Linked DNA regions of Homo sapiens: all the other regions are linked to region 2. Evidence: chromatin loops called from intact Hi-C (ENCODE). Cell type or tissue: endothelial cell of umbilical vein. All regions are shown on one strand. Region 1 overlaps HEBP1 (heme binding protein 1). Region 2 has its middle 24 kb from the start of DDX47. Region 3 overlaps HEBP1 (heme binding protein 1). Region 4 overlaps EMP1 (epithelial membrane protein 1). Region 5 holds the start of MIR614 (microRNA 614).

Evidence for each region. A loop is a pair of places that touch in the nucleus more often than their neighbours do. Peaks named below come from ENCODE experiments on the same cell type or tissue, not always from the same donor. Only the 100,000 strongest peaks of a DNase experiment are listed, where the experiment ranks them.
Region 1: it touches region 2 in a loop (10-fold over the local background); 48 of 110 quality-filtered maps call a loop at or near these places.
Region 3: it touches region 2 in a loop (10-fold over the local background); 48 of 110 quality-filtered maps call a loop at or near these places.
Region 4: it touches region 2 in a loop (6-fold over the local background); 17 of 110 quality-filtered maps call a loop at or near these places.
Region 5: a loop joins it to region 2, with 7 times the contacts of the local background. A loop is called at or near these places in 7 of 110 quality-filtered maps.

The regions. Positions count from the first base shown.
Region 1 is chr12:12,973,887-12,978,886 of GRCh38, forward strand. HEBP1 (heme binding protein 1) reads right to left here. Exons shown (of 4, transcript NM_015987.5): 4 at 984-1,593. The coding sequence ends at 1,422. The region is part of intron 1 of GPRC5D-AS1 (GPRC5D and HEBP1 antisense RNA 1); the gene reads left to right. Among named protein-coding and RNA genes, the nearest start is that of HEBP1, 24 kb to the right of the region's middle. In endothelial cell of umbilical vein, a CTCF peak has its summit at 1,975 (motif pointing left); DNase peaks (open chromatin) are centred at 1,975 and 2,655; H3K27ac peaks cover 1,496 bases.
Region 2 is chr12:12,834,611-12,839,610 of GRCh38, forward strand. No RefSeq gene overlaps it. Among named protein-coding and RNA genes, the nearest start is that of DDX47, 24 kb to the left of the region's middle. RefSeq lists an enhancer at 277-1,476. In endothelial cell of umbilical vein, a CTCF peak has its summit at 2,559 (motif pointing right); DNase peaks (open chromatin) are centred at 2,591 and 3,931; H3K27ac peaks cover 4,095 bases.
Region 3 is chr12:12,981,492-12,986,491 of GRCh38, forward strand. The region is part of intron 3 of HEBP1 (heme binding protein 1); the gene reads right to left. The region is part of intron 2 of GPRC5D-AS1 (GPRC5D and HEBP1 antisense RNA 1); the gene reads left to right. Among named protein-coding and RNA genes, the nearest start is that of HEBP1, 16 kb to the right of the region's middle. In endothelial cell of umbilical vein, CTCF peaks have their summits at 2,160 (motif pointing left) and 4,709; a DNase peak (open chromatin) is centred at 2,140; H3K27ac peaks cover 364 bases.
Region 4 is chr12:13,206,410-13,211,409 of GRCh38, forward strand. The region is part of intron 1 of EMP1 (epithelial membrane protein 1); the gene reads left to right. Among named protein-coding and RNA genes, the nearest start is that of EMP1, 12 kb to the left of the region's middle. In endothelial cell of umbilical vein, a CTCF peak has its summit at 2,230; DNase peaks (open chromatin) are centred at 112 and 4,282; H3K27ac peaks cover 4,909 bases.
Region 5 is chr12:12,913,666-12,918,665 of GRCh38, forward strand. It overlaps GPRC5A (G protein-coupled receptor class C group 5 member A), which reads left to right. Exons shown (of 4, transcript NM_003979.4): 4 at 1-4,272. It overlaps MIR614 (microRNA 614), which reads left to right and starts at 2,164; the gene lies at 2,164-2,253. In endothelial cell of umbilical vein, a CTCF peak has its summit at 2,741 (motif pointing right); DNase peaks (open chromatin) are centred at 2,816 and 3,116; H3K27ac peaks cover 2,848 bases.

The DNA of each region.
Region 1 (5,000 bases), 140 kb after region 2:
TGGGAGCCTGTGGAATCCTCAGCTTCCTCACCTGTGTGTGGGAACAGCAGTACCTTTCTCACAGAGTTGCCCATGGAATAAGTGGGGCAGTGCATGCAAAGTGCTTGGCATGGTGTCTGATAGTCAAGGCTGGGTGGCTGACGGTTTTCACCCTGGATCTTCAGAAATGGTCATGGCCCATCCCTCAGAAGACTGCTGAAAGGACTCCAGGAAAGATGATGACATATAGCTCTTGTTCCTCTCCTTAGGAAACCCCACTTTATGTCCAGTAAGAACTCTTCATGGTGAGGATTAAAGCTCATTTTTCTGTTTCCTATAGAAACAGCAAATGGGGTGTGGGTGGGTGCTAAGGTGGGTTTCTCCCTGAAAACCTGTCCAGCTGTCGTAGGGAGGGCTGCTGAGAGCGTGGGGCCCTGATGCACTATGAGGATCAGAGTACCTCCTACATGCCCTGGGGCCCACTGAGAGCTTCATCCTCCCCTGCTCACTCACGGGCTCTGCTCCAGCTCAGCTGCCATCCGGCTTCCTGCTCACAGCCTTGCATCTGTGTCCTTCTCTGCAGGCCAAACTGCACCTTTTCTTTCCTTCCTATCCTCTTCAGTTAATGAAACTGGACCCCAGCTGCTTCTCATCTCATCCCCCTAAACCAATCCTCCTGGAAAATCTCCTGTCTCCAGGGTAGTCTGTGCACCATAGTGCAATGATTTTTCTTCTTGGTCTGCTCTTGTGACTCCTGGAACCCTTCGCAGACCACAGCTGCAAACAAAATCCTCAACTTATAATCACAGAGTGCTACATAACAGTCATGGGAAATGTCTAGTTTAGGGATGGTGTGTGTCCTGGTATCTTTGCGTTTATATTCGGAAGGACTTGGGAGCTCTAAATATAGGGTTCCTGCAATGGTAAACACCATCAATAGTACTCATACCTATATTACCTTCAGGACTGTAGAACCTTGGAAATAATTACACTTATGATTTGTCTCAGCTGTTTAAGTCAATGCCTTTTATTTTTAGTTTTTCTGAAGACAAAGCTCTTATAAGAATCACAGATGAAAGATCAGGCACAAATCACATTTTCCCCCTTAATAACAAAATACAAATCCAATAATTTTAGAAAATCAGTTTTTAGTGACCCAGATGCCTGGAGAAAAGCTGCCAGGATTTTTCTGGTCTATCGCAGAATTTTCTACATCAATGAGAAGGATGCTGCATATCTTGGCTGTATTATTTCCTACTGTGAGAAAAGAGACTTAGTATATGGAACATGCTTTTTTCAGAAAATTGGCAGTAACTGACTTTGAAGGAAAGTTGGTTAAGTTGGACTTGCAGCTGGAACTTGGGAAGCACTGTCCCCTCCTTACCCCCGAGGAAGGAGACACAGAGGCACACTTCCAGTAAGTTCTTGGTTCAGTGGGTCACTCATGTCTTCAACAGCCAGATCTCATTGCGCCGTCCGTAGGGCTTCATGGGAGGGTCATAACCCGTGCAGAAGTAGATGTCCCCCCGGTAGGTGGCTGTGCCCTCCAGGGCAGCACGCAGACGGGTGGCTTGTGCTACGTAGTCTGCTTCCTTGGCATAACCACCAAACTGCCTGGGGGTTCAAGAGCAAGGGCTGGTTACGAAAGGACATGACCTCTGAGAGAGGGGGGATCTTTAGAAAAAAGTCACTCACCATGTTTATTATGACAAGCATGCTAGAGTGGTAAGACTGGGGACTGAGTCACCACTTCCTAGATGGGTTGATTTTACCTCTCTGAGCCTCAGTTTCCTCATCTGAAAAAGGAGATATATTTTCTTTTTCCTCTAGAGTTTTGAGTGTTAAAAGCAGTAATGGACGTGAAAAACTCTAATGCGGGGCCTGAAACAGTAGCTGAGTATAAACGTGAGCCTCCCTTTCTTTCCTGAAATACCCAAGGGGACAGCAGGTTTGCTTTCCCAAAGGCCAAGCCTTCACCCTTTTCTCTGGCTCCCTCTACTGCCCGGCTGTACCTCTTTTCTGCTGCTCTGTCACCACCTCTGGAAGGAGGAAGTCTACAGGGGACTTCGGGCAGAGCTGCAGTGAGTATGGTGGCTAATGCCCCTTCCACAGCAGAGCAGCTCTAGTGACTGAGTTCATCACAGCAGTGACTTGTAGCAGCTTCATTTAAAAACAGAGCTAGGCTAGCCTGGGCAACACAAGACCCTGTGTCAAAAAAAAAAAAAAAAAAAAAACAAACCAAAAACCAAAACTAAAAAAGTAAAAATCTCAGAGCTAACAAAGGCAAAGACCCAAGGAAGACTTGGGAGGGCCCCACACAAGCTTTAAACATGCCCCAAATAAAGAAATCACTTCTCATAAATCCTTTCTTCTGCTCAAATCATGAAAGCCTTCTTTTTCTAGTAAGGAAAGAGACTGTTCCTAAATCTGGTATTTCTTTTGATGGCAGAAATTGGGGACAGAGAAGCAATAAAGCCTTTCTTTTCAAGATTATTATTCTCTCCCTTACGTCATGTGCTTCTGTTCCAAAATTTGTCTTGTAGCCTAGCCTAAATATACCACTCTAAATCTGGGTTGCACTAAAATTTTTATTAGAGTCAAGTACATCCCGATTTCTAATGAGCTGTATGACTCAAAAGTCTGAATTTGCACCAGGCCAAGATTAGGCCAAATAATGCATTATTTTTGGTGGAGTCCTCTGAATCATGCTTTGCTCTTTTACAAGTGGTTAGTCATGCTGGACAAGCATTCAGCATGTGGATTGCAGCATCACTGATGTGAACACCCAGGATGTTTTCTGTAATGGATTGGTTGTTCCAATGTCTAGACAACAGCTACAGAACATGGATGAAACTGAGACCAATTTTGAATAGCAGAGGCTTGATTCTTCAAATATATTGAAGAGATTATAAGGGAGATGAAGAAAGTTGGGCTCTAGCTTCATTGAGGTTCAAATGAGAGGAAACTGGGTTAGTAGACAGACAATGAACATCCAGGAAAGACTTTTTTCAGGCAATAAGAGCCTGTAAGACACTGGAGTTTTTTATGAACCATGTCTTTAGTTGGAGAACCATTTGTCTGAAATGAATCAAGTGCTGGAGGTGGAAGCAGGTGTTGAGTGCTCTCTGCACCCCCTACTTGTGCTGTGACACTGAACTGTTCTCTAGGAAAAGGGACAATGTTGGCTCTTTAAATACTGATTTTGGAAAGCTCCAAAGGAGTGCTCCTCAAATGTCTTCCTTCATCAGTTAGAGGCAAAATGGCTAGTGTGTGCTCAAATCCTAGTGCTGCCCTTTCTAGGTCTTAAGCTAATTCTAAAATTTCTCAAATCTTCAGGTTTTTCACTGGTAAAATAGGGATAGTGATAACATCAATCTTCGAAGGCTACTGTAAAGATTAAAGGAGAAAAGACTATGCAAACTGCTCAGCGCAGAGCCTGTCACGTAGTAAGCTCACAACAAACAGTAGCTATTATTGTTACTTGGCAGTTTGCTCAGAAGAGCCTTTTAATTCCCTGACTCCAGGGTGAGGGACATGATGGTAATCTAACGAAATACCATGTAGCTGAGTGTTGTGGTGCATGCCTGTGGTCCCAGCTACTTGGGAGGCTGAGGCAGGAGGACTGATCAAGGCCAGGAGTTGAGGCTGCACTGTGCTATGATCACATCTGTGAATAGCCACTGCATTCCAGCCTGGACAACATAGTGAGATCCTGTCTCCAAAACAAAAACACAAAATACAACTAAAAAAAACCATAGTAATATTATGAACTGGCTCAATGAACAATTCTCACTTTCTCAATTAGGCCTATTCTTAAAATGCTTTGTTACCTTGTAAACCCCATTCTTTAACCCCATCCCAATCTTCTTCCTATGTTTTACTTTTTCTTTCTTTCTTTTTTAACAGCACTTATCACCTTTTAACATACTATATAATTTACTCATTAAGTTTATTGTTTATGGTTTGTGTCCTCTGATAGAATATAGGCTGCACAATGGCAGGATTTTTGTTATTTTTTGGTCACTGATGTACACTGAGCACCTAACACAGTGCCTGAATATGTTGGACCCCTTGGTTAAATGAACAATTCTGGGCTAAACAATGAAAGTGATGTCTTCAGCCTGACAGAGCTAAAGATGACAGCACTTAGGACCTAGTGAGTGAAGTGGTTACATAAGTTTCACTCACTCATTCACATAATAAACATCTGAGGGGACAGTGGTGGGAACTGAAACAGGAGAAGTGGATCCACTGCAGCCAGATGCGAAGGCCTTGAATGCCATGCTAAAGAGTTTGAACCTCATCCTATATGCACAGGTAGACCTACGAAAGGGTTTTTTTTTTTTTTTTTTTTTTTTTTTTTGAGACAGAGTCTCACTCTATTACCCAGGCTGAAGTGCAGTGGCGCAATCTCGGCTCATTGCAACCTCTGCCTCCCAGGTTCAAGTGATTCTCCTGCCTTAGCTTCCCGAGTAGCTGGGACTACAGGCACACGCCCAGCTAATTTTTGTATTTTTAGTACAGATGGGGTTTTGCCGTATTGGCCAGGCTGGTCTCAAACTCCTGACCTCAGGTGATCCACCCGCCTCAGCCTCCTAAAGTGCTGGGATTACAGGTGTGAGCCACCACGCCCGGCCTGGAAAGGGTTTTAAAGTAGAGGACTGGCACGATCCAATTGTGCTTTGGAAGGATCCCTCTGCTGGCAGTGGAGGGACAGGGGAAATGGCAAGGGGTTGAGAGATGTGGGGCCACCGGAGCCCAGGAACAGCCAAGTGTGAGATGATGAAGGTGGGAGAAAGGCAGATTTGAGAGGTACCTGTATGTGGAGGGAGGTAAGAGAGAGGAAGGAAGAGAGGATTCTCCAGGGCTTCCAGTTAAGCCTCTGGGTAGAAGAAGATGCCGCTAACCAGAATAGGGATTAAAGGCTGAAGAGTAACATTAGGCAGGAGGGGCAGCTGTAGGGGTGTTCATGATTTAGTTTGGGGGGCATATGAATATTAAGGGCCCTCTGTGAAATACAT
Region 2 (5,000 bases):
CGAGATCGCACCACTGCACTCCAGCGTGGGCGACAGAGCGAGACTCCATCTCAAAAAAAAAAAAAAAGAAACTGTGAGCTTCAAAACAATCTTCTCCCACCCTAATTGTAAACAGATACATCTAACTTTTATGACTTAATAAAGGGAGTATCTTGGAATAGTCATATGATATCAGCCCAGAGAAAATGTCTTCTTATTTCTCATCTGAATTATAAAACTGATTTATATAGTATTCATTGTATGCAGTTGCAGTAACAATGGCTTCATGGTACTGGCTAGCCTAGTTTTACTTCCTCTGTACAGAGCTGAGTGAGGGTGAGAATGAGGAAAACACCTCTCTATCTTATGAAGGGGTCCTAGGATCCTAGTGAGAGGGTTTCAGTTGGATAGGCTATTTCAGGCTTAAAGCAGGCCCAGAATTCCAGGGAACCATGAAGCAGGTTCTCTGAGGGCACTCTGAGGGGATTGTAGTTGCTAAGAGGGGCCTAGACCAACTAGATCATGATTATTCTTTCTCAGTCTCTCAAAAAATGCAATGAATATCCCAGAACTTGGCTGGCTCTTTAAGGACATCTTGCTTACAGACAGAGTGTTTTCCAAGTAGCTTTCTGCCTGCAGAGGCATCCACAAACCTAAATTGGAGACTTTATCTACCTTGGGTCCCTCAAAACCCTGGGAAATAGGACCAGAAAGAACCACAGGCTGTGGTGTTGGTTACAGAAAATGAAAGGATCCAAGTTATCAAAAGTGGGTAACAAAGCAACATCAAGAAACTGTGTCCTTAAAACTAAGAGAATATACAAGACATTCTAATCCACATGGTTCTTAGGGTGAAATCTAGCCTCTGGGCAGGTAAGAAATCAGGGTGTGAGTCACCCCTCTTTAGCTGGAATGACAAGAGACTCAGACCATAACTCTAGAGATTGAAGGGTTACCCACACCCGCATTCCTTTTCATGCCTCACCTATCCCAGGTATGCACTAAAACTACCGCTAAAAATAACTGCAGAAACTTGAAGTCTGGGAAATAGCACTGAACAGTCTCACCTGAAGTGAAGAGCTGATTGGTGCCAAGTGGAAAGGAGACAGGAAGAAAATGGGCTCCTCTGGAACCATGCAGTCTCTAGGAGGTGGGCCCCAAGGTCTGCTCAGAGTCTTGGAGCTTTTGTTTGCTCGTAGCCATCCATCCCCTTATACCATCCAAACACAAAGGATGTCTCCTGTCACTGTCACCCTTCAATCATCTGCCAGTGCCGTCAAAGAGGCCGGAAGGAGCAGGAGGAATTGGGAAAGGAACAGGTGGGGAAAGTGTAAGTCATCGGACTGTTCACTGTTGCTGTGTGACCTTGTGGGAGTTACTAAACCTCTCTGAACCTTGAGTTTTCTCATTTGTTAATATGGAAAGAAGACCGTCAAGCCTATCTCTGTCACAGAATCTTTTTTTTTTTTTTTTTTGAGATGGAGTCTCTGTCACCCAGGCTGAAGTGCAATGGTGCAATCTTGGCTCACTGCAACCTCCACCTCCCAGATTCAAGCAATTCTCCCACCTCAGCCTCCCAAGTAGCTGGAATTACAGGCATGTGCCACCATGCCGGGCTAATTTTTGTATTTTTAATAGAGGCAGGGTGCCATGTTTGTCAGGCTGGTCTCGAACTCCCGACCTCAGGTGATCCATCTGCCTCGGCCTCCCAAAGTTCTAGGATTACAGGTGTGAGCCACCACACCTGGCCTGCCTCACAGAATCTCGAACCTAGTTTTTAAAATTCTGTTTCTTTCCTCCTTCCCTTCCAGTGTCCACCATATCCTAGCCAGTGTGCCAGATACTAGGAAACCAATACTGAAAAAAGAGTCAGATGCTATTTTTGCTGAACTTAGCCTTAGTATTGTATAGTGATTGTGCTTCCTACTAGGCAGGGACCGCGCCTAATTTGTGGATATTACTAATATCATACAGGGCCCATACGCAGTAAATGTTCAATATCTGTCATTTTCTGAAACCTAAGATGTGTCAGGCGGCTTGACCTGTATTATTTCTAGTTCTTTGAACAATCCCGAACAGTCGATATTATTGTTCCCAATATGAGCTATGGAGCCAGTTTGCCAAATCGGCCCCTGACTAACTGTGAGACTTTGGACAAGTTGTTAAACCTTCCTGTGTTTCAACCTTCTTATCTGAAGACACACAGTTATAGTACAGCATTGTGAAGTTAAATGAACTATACTGTGGCTCATGATAACAATCAGTAAGTGTTAGTCATTATAATGATCATTAATTGTGGCTTTTAGCATAGATGAAGACTGGCAGCGTACCCAGATCATACAGCTGGTAAAGGGCTAAGTAAAAATTTGAAGCCAAATTGGATTCCAAGCCTCTGCCCTTTACACTAAATACACTGTTTGTTATGTGTGTGTGTGTGTGTATGTATATATGTGTAATTCCATATTACTCATGCAGTATGTTCCACACAACAAGTAAGTACTATGCAAATGAACTTTCAGGTTCCAAGCTATTTTCAAATTGGCAACAGGCAGGTAAGAAAATAAGACATTCTTGTTTTCACCAGTAGATGGCAGAAGGAAGAAAAGACCACTCCGGAGAGGGAAGGAGTTTTAATTTGGAGCCGAGTGATTCACAGTGGGCTGTGGCTGAGGCACAGGGGCAGATGAGGCAGACTCCTTGTATGACTACAGTGGAGGACAGTCCCACTGGAACTAGGGGTCAGGGGTCAGGGTGGGGAGGAGAACTACCTACAGGTATGTGAAGGGTGTCAGCCTTCAAGAAGATCTGCTAGGTTGACCCAGAGGATGGGGACTGGGAGCCCCGAAGTAAAGGCAAGTTCAGATGCACTTAGAAAAAAAGGTCGCGTTCCTCTGTCGTCTCTACTGCGCGGTCCCTGGCTGTGGACCCTCCTCGTCAACTTCCAAACACTTGGTTCTTTTCCAAAGCCTGCCTTTCCCTCTGGGATGTTGATGAAGCCACTTGCTTTGTTTGCTCCTTTCCCCACCCCCTACCCCAGTCTGTAAGTCAGGAATACTCTTTCCCCCGCCTATCCCAATACACGTTGTTTGTGAGCCACCGACCCCCCTCACTGCTTCCCTCTCTCCTCACTGCGTATCCATCCAGTAGGCTTGGTCCACAGCCCGTGCTCCTGTATCAAATAAGCTTGGTGCTGGGTAACCTGTGAGCTGCTTGTTCGTTCATTTTATCCTAGAGACATGTCCTTCAGCCCAAAGTGATGGGGAGTTGTCCTTCTGGGTCCAAAAGAGTAGTAGCAGCAATCAAGCATGGTGGTCATTTATACTGGGCCAGCTCTCACTGATGTGATGCTGGCTCTTGTCCTCACACATTCTTTTGGGGGAGGAGTCCACTGGTAACTCCTGATATCTTAGAAACTCTCTTACCCAAGCTATTAAATCCAGTGCCAACTTAAAACCAACATCCCTGTCGCGATTTCTGGGTGGGTCAAGAGTGGGGACTATCCAAAGATTTCTTATTTGACATACGTCTATTTGTACATTTGTAATGGTTGTTGGTTTGGTTTTAAATAAGTGATTCTTGGACAGGGCATGGTGGCTCATGCCTATAATCCCAGCACTTTGGGAGGCCAAGGTGGGAGGATTGCTTGAGGCCAGGAGTTTGAGACCAGCCTGGGTAACACAGCAGAACCCCATCTCTACAAAAATAATAAAAAATTAGCTGGGCATGGCGGACCCCGCCTATGGTCCTAGCTACTTGGGAGGCTGAGACAAGACAATCATTTGAGTCTTGGAGGATGAGATTGCAGTAAGCTATGATTGTGCTGCTGCGTTCTAGCCTGGGTGACAGGGTAAGACCCTGTCTCTAAAAGGTAAATAGTAAATAAGTGATTCTTTACAATAGGGCTGAGGAGAGCCTCCTGTGTGTTAGGAGTTTGCCAGGTGACTGGCATATATTATTTCTTTTACTGGAGGTCATGAGTCATTTCTCGAGGAAACTGCAGATCAGAAAAGCTTGTTTGTCATATTTTAAAACTGCAGCCTAGTCTTTTTTTTTTTTTTTTTTTTTGAGACAGAGTTTTGCTCTTGTTGCCCAGGCTGGAGTGCAATGACGTGATCTTGGCTCACCGCAACCTCTGCCTCCCAGGATCAAGGGATTCTCCTGCCTTAGCCTCCCAAGTAGCTGGGATTACAGGCATGCACCACCATGCCCGGCTAATTTTGTATTTTTAGTAGACACGGGTTTTCTCCATGTTGGTCAGGCTGGTCTCAAACTCCCGACCTCAGGCGATCCGCCTGCCTTGGCCTCCCAAAGTGCTGGGATTACAGGCGTGAGCCACCACACCCGGCGCAGCGTAGTTATTCTTTATTCTGTCTTCCGTGATTTCTTAAATTCATCCAAGGGTATTCAGGAATTTTGCAGGGTGAGCCTATGCTGACAAAATGAAATTGAGCACCATAGTTTTGTGTTTTTTACTAAATCTCCAGAAAATAAAAGTGACCTTTGGACTGCCAGAAGATTCACGTGAAACCTCACATAAAATCAGCATGTGAAGACAGAGAGGATGTTGGTGATCACCAGAATCTGTTCATTTTTCCTTTGAAGATACTTAAAGGAAGTATGTGTATGTTTACAGGTTTGTATATGTTTTAGAGTGTGCCCACAAGCTCTTAGCCATTTAAGACAGACACTAAAGACTCCCTCAATTAAAAAAAAAGTTCAGTGGAATTTTGTTCATAATATCTGCCTGAGAAAAAACAGGCCCTGCTTTTCAGTCTTGAAGACTGAAGGCTCCTTTTTGAGTAGAGTAGTGGGGGCTGGGTGCAGTGGCTCATGCCTATAATCCCAGCACTTTGGGAGGCCGAGGTGGGCAGATCATTTGAGGTCAGGAATTCGAGACCTGCATGGCCAACATGGTGAAACCCCGTCTCTACTAACAATACAAAAATTAGCTGGGTGTGGTGGCTCGTGCCTGCTAATCCCACTACTCGGGAGACTGAGGCAGAAGAATCACTTGAACCCAG
Region 3 (5,000 bases), 150 kb after region 2:
GAGACACAGAATCTTATCATTGGCAAGGCTTTTGGACATGAGGTGGCTTAAATATTAGAGATATTTAATAAATGTTTGTCAAATCAAACCAAACTTCCCACCTAGTGCAAATGTCACATGGCATAAGTGTCACCCATCTATCCAGATGGCACTTGAATTCTTCCAGGGGCAAGGACATTACCTCATGACGTCCATTTTACTGTTAGACACCTAAAATAGTTCCTGGTACAGAGTAAGTGAACAAGAAATCCACTATCTTTTGAATGAAGGAATGAACGAGTGGGTAAATCACATTGTCTCAGGCTCCATGCTGAGTCTGATGGGATGGCAAGACATTCAGGGGAGACAGACAGAGGTTAGGCTGGAAAGTTACCAACACACTGGTGACAGCTGAAGCTATGATGGGGACCAAGATCTTTATGGGACAGAGCAGAGAGAGAGAAGCACAGGAGAGGCAAGGATGAAGCTCTTTTGTTCATGTATCCATTCACCAACTTGTTTTTGTTTTTTATTTAGAGACGGGGTCTCATTATGTTGCCCAGGCTGGTCTCGAACTCCTAAGCTCAGGTGATCCACCTGCCTTGGCCTCCCAAAGTACTAGAATTACAGATGTCAGCCACTGTGATGGCCAATTCAACAGCTTCTTATTGAACACTTGTTATATTCTAGCCAAAGGCCCTGCCCTTGGGAAGCTTGCATTCTAGTGGGGAGAGGGCAATAAATAAATGAGCAGATAGAGATATATAATGCAATTGATTATAAGTGAAGCAAAGCAAAATAAAGCTGGATAAGAGGACAGAAAAGGACAGGGTGCTATTTTCAATAGAACGGCTGGACAAGGCCCCTTTTAATCAAAGTGAGGGGGCAAAGCAGGGTGCTAAGACTGAAAACCCTTGGTCCCAACTTCCTGTGGTTACAAACAGGGTTGAATTATCTAGGAACATGGGCAAACACTGGTCTGTAAATCTCCTAAGTGGTAATGTGGGAACCCCCTAAGAGTTTAGCAGTTGAGCTCTTTCTTCCAAACTTCTCTTTCTCTAGGCGGAACTTCCCAAGCTGCCAATGGCCTCCATTGGGGCCTGGTCATTTAGAGGGAAAAATGACATCAGCAACCTAGGTGCTGACAGCTGACAAAGTTCTTTCAAATGCACAATGAAACCGGCCTTTGCAATCATGCCTTAGAAATCTTATTTTATAGATGAGAAAACTGAGGCTCAGAAAGATTAAACAACTTGCTGCAAGTTACAAAATTCATAATTATTGGAGCTGAGGTTCTAACCCAAGTGTATCTGCAGTAACTTTGACTTTTTTATTGTTAATTCTAATAAAACTTGATCAAATTCTCAAAGGGAGGTGAAGTTAGGAGGAGGAGAATAGGCTAACATTTACTGAGTGTCTACCTCATGTCTAGGATTGAGTAGGTATTTACAGGTATTATCATATTTTATCCTCACAACACCATAAAAGCTAGGTACTCATGCCCATCTTACAGATGAGGAAACTGAGGTACAGTGAGGCTGGCAATATACCAAAGGTCCTATGGCCACTGAATGATGAACTGGGTTGGAGCATAGGTTACCCTGAAAATAAACTCCTGGTTTCCAACTTTTTCCTTTATATCTAGACATTTCATTTAAACCGTGAAAGTTTCATTAAGACCATCAAACTTCTCCTGCTGTTGGTCCCTATTGAGAACCTGGTGCTGAAATGAGCTGAAAAGGCCAAACTCTAACTTAAGTGCATAGAGAAAGGACAGTAGTCTGGAATGTTGCTGCTGGTCTAAGTGTGAGGATAATTCTATTGCCTCTTGTGAATACTAAACATATTCTGATAGTGCTATTTTTTTTCACAGCATTCTATTCATCTAAAAGCACCGGTAATTAACGATGCTAATAAATGTATAATCCCTTTGTAAACATCTCTTCACAAGGTCATAAAGAAGGAAGACTGAATGAAGGACGCCAGGCTTTCATTTTAGAATTAATTTTGTCATTGAATGCACTCACTGCATTATTTGATAGAGTACTTTTGCATTTGAAGTAGTACATTTGCCTTCTACCATCTCATTAACATTGCTTTCAACAGAATCAGAAATAACACAAACCACTGCAGGGTAATTTTGAATGCTCATTTGACTATGCAGTGACATCAAGTGGCGAGTTGAGGAATGATCATATGCTGTGTGAGAACTCCGTGTTAAAAATTCCATGGAGCCAGGCTAGACACCACATTTGGCACTTTCAGCTGTTTAGATTTCAGAGAATTAAAAGGAAATGGTCACCGACCTGCCTTTGATAGTACCCGTATACCCCTTCCCACCATAAGAAACCAGCGTTCCTTAGAGAAATGGCTAATTCTAGCTCTAGGGCAAGAAATGCTAAGATGTGCTCAAAACATCTCATTATACCAGCAAGCCAGGGAGCCATCAACGACTACTGGAGCTGTGTCAAAAGGACCAACAAACCAACTTGAAGAGGCTCCCGCTGGCCAACAGTGGGGCAATTAGAGCATCAATAAGAATAATATCTGTAACAAACTGAAACGTATCAAATATGTTTAAATTCATATGTTTATAATTACACTCAAAAAACGAAGATGCAGACCACTTTACCTTGAGGATGTTACAGAATGAAATTATCATTCTGAAAACTGGTAAATAAAGAGAAGGTATCAAGTAAGCATGTATCTGGCTTTTTCTATATGAAATAAAGGAAGCCAAATAGTAAACGAGGGGAAGTTTCTCTTTACTGAAATATTGCAGGTAATAAAAGAAGAAGGAGAAACAGAGAACATTATCGTTTTATGGCCTCTAATGGAACAAGACATCTAGGCAATGATGAACTATGGTCACCAACATCACTCAATCAGGGACAATCAGACACTGTGGGCCCCTGAAGGAAGTAAACACCACCACGTAGGAAATATTCTCACCAAAACTTCAAAAACTTGAATCTGATCTAGTCTTTAGTTTCAACTACTAATTTACAGGCAATACGGGGCTCAGAGGGATGTGGTAAAATGTCACGGAAATATAATCAGCAAAATCCAGTACAGATAATAAGAAGACAAATGATCCACAGATGGAAAGGAAGAATGTAAAGTTGTGTTGGTAAAGAAATTCACAGATTAATAAAAGCTTAAAAATGTACCATCAGCCAGGTGTGGTTGTGTGCAACTGTAGTACCAGCTACTTGAGAGGCTGAGGTGGGAGGATTACCTGAGCCCAGGAGTTTGAGGCTGCAGTGAGCTATGATCACACCACTGCACTGCAGCCTGGGCAACAGAGCAAGGCCTTGTCTCTTAACAACAACAACAAAAAGAAAGTACTACAAAATCTGACTTGGATCCAGATTCTAACAAAATATTAAAACAAATGATGGCCAGGCGTGGTGGCTCACGCCTGTAATCCCAGCACTTTGGGAGGCCGAGGCAGGTGGATCACAAGGTCAGGAGTTCAAGACCAGCCTGGCCAAGATGGTGAAACCCTGTCTCTACTAAAAAACTACAAATATTAGGCACAGTGGCAGGTTCCTGTACTCCCAGCTACTTGGGAGGCTGAGGCAGGAGAATTGCTTGAACCCAGGCAGCAGAGGTTGCAGTGAGCCAAGATCGCACCACTGCACTCCAGCCTGGGCAACAGAGAGAGACTCCGTTGGAAAAAAAAAAAAAGTAATGGGGGAAATCTGAGCATTGAATATTTTATATTATAAATTAATGAAGTACTATTGAAATTTCAGAAAAAAGGTATTGTGATTATATTTTAAAAAAATCTTCAGTAATTACCTGAAATATTTATGAATGAAATAATATAATGTCTGGAATTTGCCTAAAAATAATCCAGGGTAGGGCTGGGTGAATGCTGTGAAGATACACATGACACAGAATTGGCCTTGAGCTGATCGTTGCTGTAGGTAGGGGATGGGCACATATGATTTCATGATCTTATATGCTTCTACCTTTCTATAAGTTTGAAAATTCCCATACTAAAAAGTTAAAGACAAAAGAAAAAAAAATTATATCCACTCATTACTCAGGGTCTGGTAAAACAAATGATCAGAAACTAGCCCCATCTGCTTGAAGTCTTAATGTGAACTGATTCAATCATGTCTATCTCATTCCTTATGAAATAAGAATGAACAGACAGAAGGGGTAATTGCCAAAACCTGCTTCAGGTCATAAACATTAGGTAATACATAAATAGTATCTTAGTAAATACTGAAAGATATTTAACAATAATCCTATAAGGTTACATTACATGCACACACACACACATCATATATAGGAGGTTATATTATCAGCACTTAACAAATGCAAAAGCTAAGTCTTAAAGTGGCTAACTTCCCAAGCATCATTCTGCTAGTAAGCAGTAGAGCTGGAATTCAAATAAAATACAAGTTCATTTTATTATACCTGCTGCTTCCCAAACACAGGAAATAGAATGGAAAAGACAAGCAGACATCTAACCCAGGGCACAAGATTTAAGGAGGCGCTCACTCTCAGTCCCCATCCTGCACTTGGACAGCTGTGAGAGTGAGTGCTTCCTTAAATGCTGCACCCAAGGTGCATCTCCACCCTAGGAAAAGATATTGTTAAGTTAATTTGCTTTCTCCACACCCTCTGAAGGGAAGCTGGGAAGTCTGAATGAGGACTGCAGGACAAGCACAGGAGCTGAGGCTCCGGTGCTAGCTCCCAGCTGCATTACATTCACTGTCCTCTGGAGGGCCCTGCAGTCACCTGGCCTAGGACTACACACAGCGGTGAAACTCACATTCTCAGAACATTGACACAGCTCCGGGGAAAATGGTCCCACCATCAGGTTCAGGGTTGCAGCAGGGCAGCCAAGTTTGGAGGTCCCTGAAGTGGACCAATACTCAGTCCAGTGCAATATTATATGTATGTGAATTTTTCATGAGGTTGCTCCTGAGCGGAGCCAAACCACCTATGATTACTTCTGGTGAAGATCCTGGTCTTTCCCTGAGCCTGGTTTGGTGCCTGTCACA
Region 4 (5,000 bases), 370 kb after region 2:
CCCTGAGGGCCTCCCCCAGTGTTTGCATCGTCTTCAGCTCCTGATTTCTGAGCATGCTCCCCTCCCACCCCTCAGCTAGGGCTAATTCTTCAGTGACTCAAGCCCCAGGATTTTGACCACTTCCTTCACTGGGGAAGTGGGTTTTTGGTTGCTCTATTCTATTGTGTTGCTCCCAGTTATTGTGTTTTAGGTCACTCTTAAAGAATTGCTGCTGCCGCCAGGCCCCATGGCAGTTCAGTGAACACACAGACTTCTGGACAGGAAGAAGTTATCTGACTCCTAGGTTAGCAATCAGGGAACCAAATTATGCACCTCTAAACTTCCCTTCTGGTCCTTAGAAGTCAATTCTTCTCAAAGTCTCTGCAGATTTAGTTACCCACCAGAAAAGGAAAGGCTCCCATGGGGGCCTGAGTAATTTCTCACTGGTCAGAGAACCCTAAAAGTGTTAGGCTGCCTGAACAAAGGCAACAAGGCAATGCATGGCAGTCTCAGGGCTGTGTTCCTTTGATTCTTTCATTTGTGTGTGTGTGTGTGTGTGTGTGTGTGTGTGTGTGGTGTGTAAGAGGGAGGCAAGAAGCCAATAAAGATTTAAATGGATGGAGATAACTTGAGAGGTTTGGTTATCCCTCTTTCCCTTCCCTCATGTCTCATATTAGTTAGTCCTTTAGAGCTATAGTCACGAGCAATTTTAATCCTCAGGGTTCTATTTTATTTTATTTTGAGACGGAGTCTTGCTCTGTTGCCCAGGCTGGAGTGCAATGGAGCGATCTTGGCTTTTTGCAACCTCCGCCTCCCTGGTTCAAGTGATTCTCCTGCCTCAGCCTCCCCAGTAGCTGGGACTACAGGTGTGCACCACCACGCCCGGCTAATTTCTTGTATTTTTAATTGATACTAGGTTTCACCACGTTAGCCAGGATGATCTCGAACTCCCTCAGGGTTATTTCTACTGACTATATTAGCTATTCTGTTAGCTAAGAACTTTATCTGAATACTGAATGGTCAGTGTTTGTGAGGTTTGCATTAGAGCTAGGAGCACAAAGACACCTCTGCTCTAGTGTGGTCTGGGCAATGCAGAAAGAAAAGGAGGAACAGTGATCAGAAACAAAAGATGGTGGTCAGAGGTAGGGAACTGCAAGCCTGTCCGTTAGGGCAGAAAGAAGAACAGAAAAGGGATATCAGAGACCTGTGTGTGGCTCCGAGGTGCTGATCTCCATTTCTCTTAATAATACTTCTCTCCAGAGTCAACATACATGGGTCCTATACCTTCCTCAGTTTCCCACCCAGCCCCTAACTGCCCCTGTGCCATGTATGTTAGGTAGATGAGGCTTAAGAAGGAGATCATCCTCCACTCACAGTGGTGGGTACAGAAATGTGTTCCTGGCATCCACATAGAAGTCAGTGGACGGCCTGTTCTTTAAAAATGCAATGAATTGATAAGCTCTGCTGGCCTAGGTCTGGGAGTCTAAGCACCACAAATGAACGCTGTTATGAGCGTTCCCCTACAACTTTGGAACTGCTCAGTGCACCAAATGCTCTGCAAAAAGCGGGTCTTGCTTCAAAGTATTCAGAATTGCAATGCTGTGATTCTCTGCATCTTGGTTTGCGCTGCCTCACTAGGACTAGGGGTATGCTTTCCACTGGAGAGTGCCACCCATATCATTTTAGAGAGGGCTGAGGGAGAAGTCTACTATTGTTTTAGTGAAACACACTGCTAAGAAATAAGTAGTAGCCACCAATACTTCCAATGGTATAAATTCTCATAAATGGTATTTTTTTCAGTGCCTTTGTATGAAGCAAGATTCACAATGGGGCAGAGAATGAATCTCCCCACAAGCTACCTTGCAAGTAATGGGTGGGTGGAAGTTTCAGGAGCAGGGGTTCTTCTGTTTATTATACTCTGCTATTTGATAAATGCCCAGACATTTACCCATTAGTTACCACTAATGGCTTTTTCATAAAGACCTCAGTGATCGCCTCCTCCCAGACTGAGGGTTTCCCTGGGGGCAGGAGGTATCTAGCACAGTGTAAAGACTGGGTAACTAGGGATGATTCAGCCCAGAAACTCAAGAAGATAACTCATTCTGTTTTCACCTGTGTTGGGGGGAAGGCCATTGAAAATAATGGAAGCCCCTCTAAACTGACAGTGAATGATATTAGTAAAACCTGACAAATAATGGGCCAGTGAAAAGATGGAGAAGTTGTAGCTTAAGCTAAACAGCCCCTCCTTCTGGCTGGATACAGCAGCTAAAAACAGAGAGAACTGTGTGTTTTGCACAAGACCGCTTGCTAACTCAAGACATTTTGCTTCTTTCCGTGGTGAAAAGACAGGGAGGGCACCATCACAAAAATCTAAGATGAAAGAGAGTCGCTCTTTTGCTTGATTCTCACATCCATTCTTCCAGCCTGCAATGGGCAGGGCATATGGTCAGGTGGATCCAGGGGCCAGGCACTCGCACACACCACCAGGGCTGTGATGCATGGGCCCAGGTAGAGGTGCCGTGGGAGGGGTCATTGAGACAGAGAGTGTGAGCTGGGCAGAGGAAATCAGACTTGACTTTAGGGGTTACAGAGCAACCCAAGGAGACAAAATGCTGCTGAATTCCCAACAGCCTATCAGGGAGGGAATGTTTTCTGTGACTCATTTAAGTGGCCTCACTTGGTGGATTATATTCTGTCATTGGCCCCTCCAGCCCTTCCCCCTTTTAAGAAGAGGATGTTTGTAAATTAGAAGCAACAGGAACAAGAAAGTCATTTGAAGAGCCCGAGGAGGATTAAACATAAGTATTCGTTATGTAATATTTGTAATTCCCTGCAATCAGCCTGTTCCTTTCCCCATAGGGGGCAAGGAGATCAGGATCTGGTGAGGTGTGAATCTTGGGAGGTATGAGGAAGTTGGGCTGAGAAAGTGAACTTTCTCCTGGTCTTTCCTGAGGGTGTGCTCTTAGAGGTCTCCCCCCTTAAGGGGCAAGGGTTAGACAAATGACAATTTCTAAGAGGACCGAAAGGATTGTATACACCCTGCCTCGTGAACTAGACAGCAGATATCTTATTACTTGCACTTAACATGGGGCAGCCTAGCGATTGAGTAACTGGGTTGGGTTGGCAACAGCTACCCGGCTTCACTTATGAATAATAGTAATAATAATAACCGCAGCTAAAGCAACCCCATTATTAGTAGCTGCCATGTGTCAGACACTAGGTGTTTTACATAAACAATCTGAATTCATCCTCACATTTCCCTTTGCAATTGACATTGCGACTTCCACTTTCTAAATGAGGAAACAGATGAGCGGTCAAATAACTGGATATGATTCTAATTCATCCTCTGTCTGATTCAAAAATCTCTTTTTACTGTGCATTTAAGTCAAGCAGAAAATTGGGGAGGTGTGCTAGAACCTGAGAAAAGCAAAAATGAATTTGAATGTGTGGGGGGATTACTAATAGCAGACATGAAAGCTCCAACCTCTCCCCTGAAGAGGCAGGATAAACGTCATAATTTTTGCATTCACAGTTAAGTTGGACACATTCCTAAAAAACAGCCTGGGTTGGAAGGAAGTGGCCAGATTGGGAAGGGGCTGTTGGAGACGGTCAGGGAGAATGGTGGAAGCCATTGTCTGCCTCTCATTCCTTGCTTGCAGAGAGCAAGGCACCCTGATGTATATTAGATCACTCTAGATTTTTGGTTGCCTGATAAAGACAGTGAGAGGAGATAAAAGGCATGTGAAGTGTTGGAATTATAGTATCAGTGCTCTCTAATAAATACCTGATGTGGCATGAAAGTGCCTCAAGCACATTCAAAGCATCAATTAAATTAGGTGGAGTGAGAGAGGGCAGTGGAACAATTGCAGGATGCGCCTGGCCATCTCCTCCCTTGGTTGGGGCATCCACACATCCATTCTGTCTAGGGTGTGAATAACCTCAAGCCCTTTCCTTTTGATGTCCCTCTGAGCCTGCACTGCTTTGTGACAGTCTTAGGCATGACAAAGCTCTCCTTCTGTAGCTGACATAAATCAGAATAGCCTCCCCCATGTGTATCCTTCACACTTCCTTTATTTCCTAGGCTTTATGATCAATGGGCTCCCTTCTCTGCTGTGATTATGGCTGAAAGCTTTTGTTTATCCATGCACATTCTTAATCGATATTAGTTCCCAATCCTCCCACCCTGTGATTTATGCATTTGCCTGTCTTCTGTATTGAGTCCTGAAGGATTGGAATTTGTGTAAATGTCATGTACAAGGAGAAGGCACATTTGGTGCTATCTCAAGTTGCATTACTTTTAAAGCCCCCAGAACCATCACATTGAGCTGTGGAAAATATGACTCTCTGCCCAGACCAATGGCAGGCTTCCTGCCATGAGGCACACAGAGCCCAAAGGCTCAGGTGTAGTAATACTAGTCTGAAATGCTCAGTCACAGGGTGACCAGACCATTAAACTGTAATTAGGTTGTTATAATTATTGAAAACCAAACAGCATTATAATAATAGAATTGTGCCTCTCACATTTTATATCTCGCCCAGGATCATATTAGTAGCCTATTCAGTATATGGGCATTGAGTAATAGCTGCTATTCTTCAGAAGGCATTTACTTCTATTAAAAGTGCTGGGTGAGCAATTTGATGAAAGCATGGACATTTTCCTAGTGGAAAATGGACATTTATATGACATTGTTCAGAGACCTGGAAATTATAAAGGCCTACTTCTTTGAAAATCAAAGTCCTATTTTTAACCTCTAAAACACAAACAAAATAAAATACGAACAGTTATCATAAAATGTTCTTGTTCCTTTTTTGAAATAGAATGTATTAGAGAAATGAATATGTAAATACCCAAGAAGAAACCAAATTCTGTTTCCATGTAGGTATGTATAACTGGATGAATAGGCACTTAGGCAAATCAGAACTAGGTTACAGGGGTGTTTTCAGGAATTTATGATTAGATTGTGATGGTTTTTAGTGCAGCTCTTCCTCATGTTAGCAGATAGCCCACACGTGTGGGAAAG
Region 5 (5,000 bases), 79 kb after region 2:
ATGAGCATTAGACTCTGGGGGATAGAACACGGGCTGCCCTGAGAGCTTCATGTTGGAGCTGAAGTTCAAGGTTCACTTCCTTTGGGTTTGTACTTGACCCTTCTTCATGTGTCTCTCCCGTTCCCTCTAAAACAAGTGTGTTTCCCCTCATTTTTGAGGCTGTCAATGGTGTGAGAGCCAGGATCATCACGGGGCCTGAGGTTTTACTCCAGAAAAGCAGAGGAGTGGCAACCTTGGCTTGGGGTTTGGCAGCCCAGGAAAGGCAGGGAGGAGAGCTCAAAGCCGGTTTCATGTTTCACCCAAGGTCTAATTGTGGGAGAGGACAAATCCAGATCCCCTGTTTGACAGAATTAGTTCACAAATGTCTCTTGGCAAAAACATGTGACACCTAACCATGATAATTGACTTAATCCAAGAAAGAGCTCTGTAGGGCAGAGCAATAGGAAATCTCTCTTTCGTTATGGAAAAAAAATAATCCCTCTACATAGAAACTGAGTGACATGTAAAAATGTGTAGCTAAGTCAGGGAGTTACTTCCTAAGAGCCTGACGCTCTGCTTTTCATCAAAAGGAAAAACCAGCGTGAGGCAGAGGCGAGGGAGGTGGAGGTGAGTGGATGATGTGCTGAGTTAGGGATGTTTATATGCCGCAAAGGTTTGGTTGGTAGGCTTCGCGCTAAGATTAGCCTGGCTTTGTACTGAAAAGGGGGAAGGACACATAGTGACACAGATCCTTCTGGTCTTTCCCAGGAGGTGTGACCTAATGAGGTTTGTTGTGAGAATAAAGCAATGTGGTTTCACATATATTATCTATCATAGGCTAGGGACTCAAGAAATGCATATTCCCCCCCCACTTTCTTTCTCTCTTTCCTTCCTTCCTTCCTTTCTTCTTTCTTTCTTTCTTTCTTTCTTTCTTTCTTTCTTTCTTTCTTTCTCTCTCTCTCTCTCTCTCTCTTTCTTTCTTTCTTTTTGAGATAGAGTCTCACTCTGTCATCCAGGCTGGAGTGCAGTGGCATGATCTCAGCTCACTGCAGCCTCCGCATCCTGGGTTCAAGCGATTTTCGTGCCTCGGCCTTCTGAGTAGCTGGGATTACAGGCGTGCGTGCGCCACCACGCCTGGCTAATTTTTGTATTTTTAGTACAGACGAGGTTTCACCATGTTGACCAGGCTGGTCTTGAACTCCTGATCTTAAGTGATCTGCCCGCCTTGGCCTCCCAAAGTGCTGGGATTACGGGTGGGAATCACCATGCCCAGCCTCCTTTCCATCTTTTCTTTCCTTCTCTGGTCTTCATACTACCAACCAAGCAAGGGAGGAGGAGTAAAAGGTAAAATCACAAAATACTCTGGATCGGCATTTTTTTTTTTTTTTTTTTTTGAGACAGGGTCTAGCTCTATGGCCCAGGCTGGAGTGCAGTGGCACAATCATAGCTCACTGCAGCCTCAACTTTCTGTGCTCGAGTGATTCTCCTGCCTCAGTCTCCTGAGTAGCTGGGACCACAGACGTGCACTACCACACTTGGCTAATTTTATTTTTTCAGAGATCACATGTGGTTTGAGGGAGGATAGAGAGGACAGGGTGTCAAGAACAGCATTTTTACCAAGTTGATATAAAAATGAAACAGGATCCAGGCATGGGTCTTTACACTGATAGTTACAGTAAGTTTTAAAATCTGAGCAGCAATTTGAATCACTTGTTGAAAAACACACAAAATATATTTTTTGTAGAGGTGGGGGTCTTGCTCTGTTGCCCAGGCTGGTCTTGAACTCGAGATTCTCCTGCTTTGGCCTCCCACAAGTGCTGGGATTACAGGCGTGAGCTACTGCACCCGGCCTGCTTTCTTTTTAGTGAAAAGGATCTGTGGGAGCTTTTATTCCCATGGCTGCCTTCCTCAAGTCAACCTCTTTCCCCGGAAATGGCATCATCTCTGGACTGTTGTTTCTCCTTCTTCCTTCTCCTCCTTCTCCTCCTCCTCCTCCTCCACCATGCCCGGCTGATTTTTGTATTTTTAGTAGAGACAGGGTTTCACTATATGGGCCAGGCAGATCTCGAACTCCAAACCTCGTGATCCACCTACCTTGGCCTCTGAAAGTGCTGGGATACCGTGGCCTCTGAAAGTGCTGGGATTACAGGCATGAGCCACCGCGCCCGGCCCCGTTGTTTCCCTTCTAAGAAACGCAGTGGTCTCTGAAGCCTGCAGGGGCAGGCCAGCCCTGCACTGAACGCCTGTTCTTGCCAGGTGGCAGAAGGTTGCTGCTCATTTGAGCAGTACCTGTCACCCCTCCTCCCACTGCTGCGGCTGTTAACTCATCTTCAGGTCTCACACCTTCTGCACATAAATAAGCTATTTTTAAAAGTTATTATTTTTTTACTCTTTCTTTTCTTTGGAGAGGGTACCAAAGGATAGCTGTTCTGTTTAAGTAGGGACCTCTCATGGCCTACAGGCTTTGACATCTGAGAATCAAACTGGAGAACATTCCGAAGCCGTTCTTATAAGTGTCTCCATCTCTACCTGGGCTGAAATGGAATGTGCAAATGTAGCCCAGCCTGGTCCTTGGGTGTTGCCAGTTGATTGATGACTGGGAGCCAAAGTGGCATCTCCTTTGACCTAAACGGGCGATGATGAAATAAAACTCAACAGCCTTTCTCTCATCTTGCATTGTGAGATGCGAAATAGAGCGTGTCTCTCTGCCTCTCATTTTAGGCTGAGGCCGTCCAAAGCGGCCATGCCCCATGTTTCCACTAGATGGCGCTGACACTTCAGGCATCAACCCTCATGGCCTCTCAGCCTTGCAAAGGCAGCCACTTAAAGTCGGTGTCCTGTGTGGGGCACCAAGCTGAGCTGCAGACACCCAGTAGGCGCGAGGCAAATGCGTCCCATTTTAAGAGGCTTGTATTTATGAGCTCTTTGCTTCCTCCCTCCCACTAACTTTAAAGAATTGCTCTCCATCTCCTTTGGCAAAGTTCCTTTGCCCTTTGTCTTATTTTTGTGAAACCCTCCAAGGTATTTCCAGTCCATTTGCATCCAATCTGGCATCTTTACGGAGAGCGGTCTCATATGCTATTGTTGTTAACGTGGACTAGTATTTATGTGTTGAGAACACTGGCTGTTTGTCAGGAAAAGTGTGCCAAAACAAAGAGTACGGCCGGCCCTGGAAATGCATCAGCAAAACCCATTTCCCCCGTGCACTCATTCTGAGCTTCCTTCCTTCATTTCTGTCATTACTGCTGAGAACTGGACTGTGCCCAGCTGACCTTTCCCTTCCTTGCCCTCATCTTGCTGCCAGGGTCTGCAGGTTTGCCACCGTCCCGGCCCCAGTCTGAAACATGGGATTATTTCAGAATTGGAGGTGGCAGCTTCAGAAAAAAATCCTTCTCGTGTGTTGACTGCTGAGATCCAGGAACTGGGAAATCAACCCCCAGTTTGTAGATTGCTCTCTTTGGAAATTCTGTGGCCCAACCTCGTGGCTGTTTTCTGGAATTCCTTCTATCGGGGCAGACAGTGCTGTGCCTTTCTTGACTTCAGGATGTTCCAAGGATGCTGCTGGATCTGTGTGTGTGTGTGTGTGTGTGTGTGTGTGTGTGTGTGTGCGTGCGTGCGTGTATGTGCGCCTGACCCTGATTTCTGCAACCTCCAGATTTCTTTCTTGACCCTTCAAAGTGGAACAGTCCAGTGCCAAAAATTTTAGAGTTTGAGAAGGTCACAGAAATCCTCTAGTTGGTGCCTCCACAGTCTTCATTTTACAGAGGAACTCAGGGCTAATGGAGTTAATGCAACTAGATCAGGGTTTTGGGTCTGTGTTCTTTCTACCGTCAGCACCTGTGTGGTCAATTCTGGACACTTCCCAGAGAAGTCTTTGAGTAGAGAATCCTACTCAAATTTCACTGTATATTTTAAGCATTCCTCTCCTTTCCCTTTGCCTCCCCTGTTGCCTTTTCTTCCCCTGATTTCTCCTCTGGTCATCTCCTCTCCCTTCTGCGTGTAAGCCATGGGAAAGGGATGAGGGAGGACAGCTTCTGGTTAAACACAGGTCCCTCTTCCACATCAAATGAACATTGGCTTCCTGGGACAGAAGGCCTTCAAAGGAGGGATTGCAAAGCAAGGCAAAGCGTTCTGTCTTCATTTTCCCCATCCCCATGAGACAAGACTGATGGAAAGGGTGGTGGGGCAACACTGCTTAATGGATGCCTTTTCACATCATTTCAGTTTTTAGCCCTCATGACTGTATTTTCTAATCAGAGACAATAACATTTTAAATAAAACAACGACAAAGAAGTCTGAGTCAGGTGGTAAAATTTGTTGTTTTCAAGCACCATCTTTTGATATACTTGGTTTCATATCATAATGTATTCAAGGTTTCAACCGGTTCTTACATGCTCCCCTTTACTGAGATTTTCTTTTTCTAAAAAAAAAATTTAAAAAATTTTAAAAGTAATTTTTTTTTCTTTTGGGATAGGGTCTTTCTCTGTCACTCAGCCTGGAGTGCAGTGGTGCGATCACGGCTCACTGTAGTCTCGACATCCTGGGCTCAGGTGGTCCTCTTGCCTCGGCCTTCTGAGTACTGGCTGGGACCACAGGTGCACACCACCACACATGGTTAATTAAAAAAAAATTGTAGAGGCAGGGTCTCCCTATGTTGCCCAGGCTGGTCTTGTACTCCTGGGCTCAAGTGATCCTCCTCCCTCCGCCTCCCAAAGTGCTGGAATTGCAAGCATGAGCCACCATGCCCAGCCTGAGATTTTATTTTCCATTCATCTTTTGACTCATCTCAGAATTGACCAGATTCAGCCACTCTTACAAGAAAGCTCAGGATCCAGTAAACAGTTAATTCTTTATTTTTATTATTATTTTTAAGACAGGGTCTTGCTTTGTCGCCTAGGCTGGAGTGTAGTGCTGTGATCTCAGCTCACTGCAACCTGCATTTCCTGAGCTCAAGCGATCCTCCCACTCTGCCTCCTAAGTAGCTGGGACTAGAGGCGTGCGCCACCACGCTTGGCTAATTT